2 separate regions of the Homo sapiens genome follow, and region 1 is linked to region 2. A link is a loop called in an ENCODE intact Hi-C map of the cell type or tissue named here. Cell type or tissue: IMR-90. All regions are shown on one strand. Links, peaks and the distances in the headings refer to the core of each region. The heading gives the core; the rest is flanking DNA.

Region 1 (2,803 bases), core at 195-2,694, 120 kb after region 2:
TTTCCTGACCTTTAAATGGGCATATAAATACTTGCTTCCATCTTATGGCTATTTTGAGAATTAAATAAGAAAGCATATAGAGAATTTCTTATAAATTATAAGTTACATTTTTAAAAAAATTCACTCGTGGAACATCGATTTTGTGCCAAGTACTGGGCTAGATAAGTTGAAATAAACAACAGCAATGACAAAACAAGAATAAAACGTGGGTCCAATCTTTTAAAAAAAGGATTACAAAAATTTAAGATAGTATCCTTATTTTAAAAAACCTCACAGCAAAAAACTTTAACATCTGCTGATTTATTGGTAAAAATGTTTTAAATGAGCTTCACTTCACGTTGCAATACAATAAAATGCACAGTATGTTACTAAATAACTGGAATTATTTCAGCAAATACCAGCCAGGCCTCGTTATTCAGTGGTTACTCACTGAAGTGTTTCCTACCAAATGGGGTTGGGCCGAGGAGATCTGAATGTTAACATTAACAGTTGGAAAGTTAATTATTGCTCTCTATTTTGTAAGGTTTATCAAAATTTAACTGAGTTTCCTCAAGGCGCTGGGCTACCTTGTGACTTCACAGAGCACAGGACCAAAGGGAGGATTCAGGAGCAAGGCGAGACCCCTTTCTGCTCCACCCAAGCTTGACAGAGAGAAGGAAGTCTGCACAGGAATCATCTGTGGTGTTCCACTTGGATTCTGGAGCCAGGCCAACCCTGGTTTCCATTCCTCCCCTAAAGCTACTCTAGTTGCCCTTTCTTGTGTCATTTCCTTCTTTAAAGCCTCAGTTTCCTCATCTGTAAAATGATGGTAATAACAGCATACTGCAAAGAGTAACTGTGGAGATTAAAAGAGATAATACATAAAATGCCCTTAAAGCAGGGCATGACACAGAGGACAGGTCCAATACATATTTAACATAATAATAATTATTAGTGGTATTGTTTTACTTGTAGCATGCAAAACATCTGATCTTTATAAATTAGTATATTGACATTCTCAAACAAAACAATTTTGTTTTAGAAAGAATCTTTGATGGGGTGCAGTGGATCCTCCTGTAATCCCAGAAATTTAGGAGGTGAAGGCAGGAGGAATGCCTGAGGCTAGGAGTTCAAGACCAGCATATGCAACATAGGGATACCCTGTCTCAACAAAAATCAACCAAACAAATAATAGTGTGAGCTGTTGTTTTTTTGTTTTATTATTATTTTTTTAAGTGATGTGCCCAGTGTCAAGTAGTGCTACATGCACAGTGCTGACAGTAAATAAATACAAAGAGTGGTGGCAGAAGAGATTGTGGCTAAGACTCACTTTGGGCTGGCCTGAACCTTTATAAACTATGTTTCCATGAGAGTGGTTTATGGAACATTAGTCCCATAAGATAGTTCCAAAAACAAATCAATTAACTTTGCAAAACACTTAACACAGCATGCACATCTGGAACTTTCTCCATGCACATTAGCATTTTAAGAGCCCTGAGAAGTCTTGCAGGAAAGAAACCAGTTTACATGTGCTGAGTCGCATGATTGCCAAACTTACGGGATCTTTGCCAAGTTAAGAGGCAAGTGATGGGGACAGCACCATCACTAGAACTATAACAAGACGCAGGTGGGATGTGTGGATGGGCTTCCCTCTCAGGGAGAGAAGGGCGTGCGAGTGGAAGGCAACAACTGAGAAGCTTCTTGGCTTTTAAGGGGCGGTGGTGGGCAGTGGAAGGTGTCTGAGGGTCCCCTCAATACCTTCTAAGGGGGTGGGTGCCTCCAGCTACCTGGGGAGTTAAATTTGCTGACTTGGGCATGAGAGCTGGGTGCACTACCCCCAAAAGCCCTTCTGTGTCCTTTTCATTCTCCATTCTGTAGCTCCTTCAACTAAGTGTGATAACAACAATGACTATAGGCTATAATCATACTGGCCAACGTTTGTTGAGTTGCTTTTCTCTGTGTCAGGCACTCTCCTAAGCACTTCATATGGATTAACTTGATTATTCCTCAAAGCAACCCGATATGGTAGGAACTATTACCTTCATTTCAGAAATGAGGAAACTGAGGGACACTTGAAATAACTTGAGAAAATATTTAAAGTATCTATTTGAAGTAGTATAAGACGCTGAACATCCCAGGGCCTGTGTTTTACTAAGAGACTATTTAGTTTTGCTATTAATATCCTGCAAAGTACCCTTTAGGAAATGTTGGTTTCGATTCACTCCATCTCTTAGCAGTAGCGGGAGAGTGACCTTTCCGCCTGTCAGGGTGCCAACTGCCCACAGACACCCTGTCCTGGCTGCAGTGCACTTGCCATGGCTGCCTCTCAGGCTGCTTTGTGCCACGGCTTGGCATCTCCCAAGCTTGCACTCTCCAGTAGAAATAAAATGCAAGCCACACGTGAAAGTTAAGAATTTCTAGTAGCCACGTTTTTTTAACGTCAAAAGGAACAGATGAAATTAATTTTAATAATAGAGTCTATTGAACCCCATTATGCAAAATATTATTTCAACATGTGACACTAGCCACATCTCAAGGGCCTCCTGGTGACCGTATAGGATGGTGCATTCTAGGCAGGAAGTGTTTGCAGAGTGTATACCAGAGACAGCGTATTACGGGAGATAAGAGTGTGAGCTCGGGAATCAGAGAGACCCGTGTGTAAATCCCAGCTGCTCTGCATTCAATCTGTGTGACCTCTGGTGAGTCACTTCAGCCCTCTGTGCCTCAGTTTCCTCATCTGTGAAAAGGGAATAATGATAGTTCATGCCTAATAGGGCAGTAGGGAAGGTGAAATGACTTAGTCTACATAAAGTGTCGGAACAGG
Region 2 (2,803 bases), core at 62-2,561:
ACTGAGCCAACGGGGACTCTGGGACTGTTTTCCTTCCCTCCGTGGTGCTGTTGGCTTTCCTACCTGCCCTCCATTTAATTTCTTTCTCCTATCTCTCTCCCTGGCTATAGATTTTTTTTTTTTTTTTTTGAGACTGTGTCTCACTCTGTTGTCCAGGCTGGAGTGCAGTGACATGATCTCCGCTCAATGAAACCTCCGTCTCCCAGGTTCAAGTGATTCTCATGCCTCAGCCTCCCAAGTAGTTGGGATTACAGGTGTGTGCCACCACACCCAGCTAGGCTATAGATGTTGACTGGCATGTTACCTTTCTGCTTTTCTACCTCTTGCTCTATATCACGCCCTCATCTGTACTCTTTTATCCTAAGTCTATGGCATTTAAACATACTCTACCAATACAGAAATGCAGAAGAAATACACATCGTTATAGTGTCCCAACTTTCAACCTCCTTAGCTAAGTTTTTTTTTTTATCATTTTCTATATAAAAAATAAAACAGAGTTACAATTAATTTAGTTTTGATGATATTTTTAGGCAACAGCATCAAATAACTGGTCATCTTTTGTAAATGTGCTTCATAAACTTGGGGTAGAGTGCCGGTATTCTCTAGACTTACGGTTCTTGGGTGAGGGTGGGATAAATACCCCAAAACAGTATGCCACATGTGGTGTGTTATGCTTTTTCTGGGGTGAGGGACCACAGCTTTCATCAATTCTCAAGGGCAGTGAGAAGCCACAGTGTCTGCTCTGCCCTAATGTCTCCTGCTGCTTTTAGTCACATAGTTTTCTTCTCCTGCAACTTTTCCAGGGAAAAGGCTCTCCTTGAAGAAATCCCAGAGGCAGGAGAGAACAAGTCCAGCTAGAGGCACGCAGAGCATCCCTAGGCCTTCCCTTCCAGTTGGCTCGAGACATAGAAATGCTCTGTGTACATTTCTTCCTTCTTTGGCTGCTGCTGTTCAAATGTTTGAAGGCCAAGTTGACGCCAGGCCAGGAAAGTGTAAGGCCAGCCCGGGGTGTTTCATGCAGATGGCTAACAAACTCTGTCCAAGCTGTGGGTAATCTTAGTGTCTGACCCAGTGTTGCATGCATTGACAACAGTCCATACTAACTTAAACAAAGTTGTGCATTTGAGAGGGGCAAGGAATGAGACTCTTGACCCCTACAAACCAGGAGCAAAAGTCGTCCCCTGGCTATTTATGTGGGGGGGAGCCCAGTGGGAGACAGGCATTTGCTGATGGAACTGAGCCCCAAATATGGTCAGGCTAAACACAGAGGCCTCCACATCTCTATAAAGAAGCTGGCAAGAACAGATGCTCTCAGCTAGCTGATATCAGCATTGTGAAAATGTTGACTGCTGCTGGTTTCCTCAAACCATTTCAGAGAGAAACTCATACTGTAGACTCTGCATGCCTTGGTGTATGTGCTTGGTTCCACATGAGCACGTATTACTTTTCTAAATTGAAAATAACAGCAAAGCAAAACAATAAGACTGTGGGCTCCCTGCATGAGCTGTACACTTCAGGCCCTGCTAGAAAATGCATGTGTCAATCAGGACTGACAGAGCTCTTCTTTGCCAGTCTAGCTCGGGCCTCCGCCAATTCAGGTGGAGTAGAGCTCAGAGAAAAACACACAAAGAAGCCTCCAGGTAATAGAGGTCCCAGAGAGAAGGCATGTCTTCTTTTCTAGAGAGGATGCTGGTGCCAGTCCCTTTCGGCCCCTCTCCCCTCATTGCAGGTTTCCTTCCCTGTGGTCCCTGTATCTGTGCTAAATACTGTTTCCAGCCCTGTAGTTGTTGCCCATAAATTTGCAGACTTTTCAATTCATGATACACCTGCAAATTTACAGAAATGTGGAAGGCTTCCTTTTTTCTTTTCAATCTTCTCCCTGTTTCATCTTTTGGGGGTTATGGTTATATTAAAGCTATAGGAGTAATATGACTCAAGTCCCATAATAAAAGTGCTACACAAGAGATAAGCTAAGATGAAGATGTCAATCTTGGCCAGGTGAAAGGTGAGATCCCCCTGCGTTGGGATCTGGATGGGTTGGAACCTATGCCTCAAACCCAATATCAAGAACTATTCTGAACACTCATTTGGATTCCACATGTTCCTGGCTGGCCAAGAGCAAATCAATGTCGTAAAGATCAGAACCATGTCTCCTCTTCACTCTCTAAGGGCATGCGGTACTACTCAGGGCATACCGAGAAGATGCAGGGTTGGGGTCGAGCAGGGTTTCCCAGCCTCAGCACCACTGACATTTGGGCCAGATAATTCTGTATTGTGAGGGCTGCCCTGCGCACTATAGGATTCTTAGCCCCATCCCTGGCCTCCACCTTCCAACCCTGGCCAGTAGGGTCCCCTTTCCCCAGCTGTCACAACCAAACTGTCTCTAGACACTGCCAAATGTCCCCTCGAAGGACAAAATTCACAGGAATAAAGGATAGGGCGAGATAATTAGAAAAGACTTTGGGATCAGCTTTAGTGCAGGAAGCAATTCAACACCCAACACACACATCATCTAAATGCAAATATTCATCTCATTAACATGTGAAATTGCTGCCTGTCAAACTTTGAAGAGACCCAGTGGCAGCAATCATATTACCTAACAATTTTCAATACCTTTACTGTGAGTCCAGATGCCTCCCTTTCGAATCTCTAAATGCTTTTGGGCAAATGACAACTGGTTTGACTGCTACAGATCTCTCATACAGATATGAACATATTACGATGTTTGAAAATAATATAATCATGCTATGATTACTACTGGTTTATTACCATTAAAAAGGGTCTAGATAAGCACTGTGCACAG

What was found. Hi-C counts contacts between places; a loop is a spot of excess contacts. Peaks named below come from ENCODE experiments on the same cell type or tissue, not always from the same donor. Only the 100,000 strongest peaks of a DNase experiment are listed, where the experiment ranks them.
Region 1: a loop joins it to region 2, with 3 times the contacts of the local background. A loop is called at or near these places in 11 of 110 quality-filtered maps.

The regions. Positions count from the first base shown.
Region 1 is chr3:64,665,834-64,668,636 of GRCh38, forward strand. All of the region lies in intron 3 of ADAMTS9 (ADAM metallopeptidase with thrombospondin type 1 motif 9), which reads right to left. Among named protein-coding and RNA genes, the nearest start is that of ADAMTS9-AS2, 18 kb to the right of the region's middle. In IMR-90, for the core only: no CTCF peak of the experiment used is centred there; no DNase peak of the experiment used is centred there; H3K27ac peaks cover 247 bases.
Region 2 is chr3:64,547,402-64,550,204 of GRCh38, forward strand. All of the region lies in intron 31 of ADAMTS9 (ADAM metallopeptidase with thrombospondin type 1 motif 9), which reads right to left. Among named protein-coding and RNA genes, the nearest start is that of ADAMTS9-AS1, 13 kb to the right of the region's middle. In IMR-90, for the core only: no CTCF peak of the experiment used is centred there; a DNase peak (open chromatin) is centred at 1,050; H3K27ac peaks cover 1,952 bases.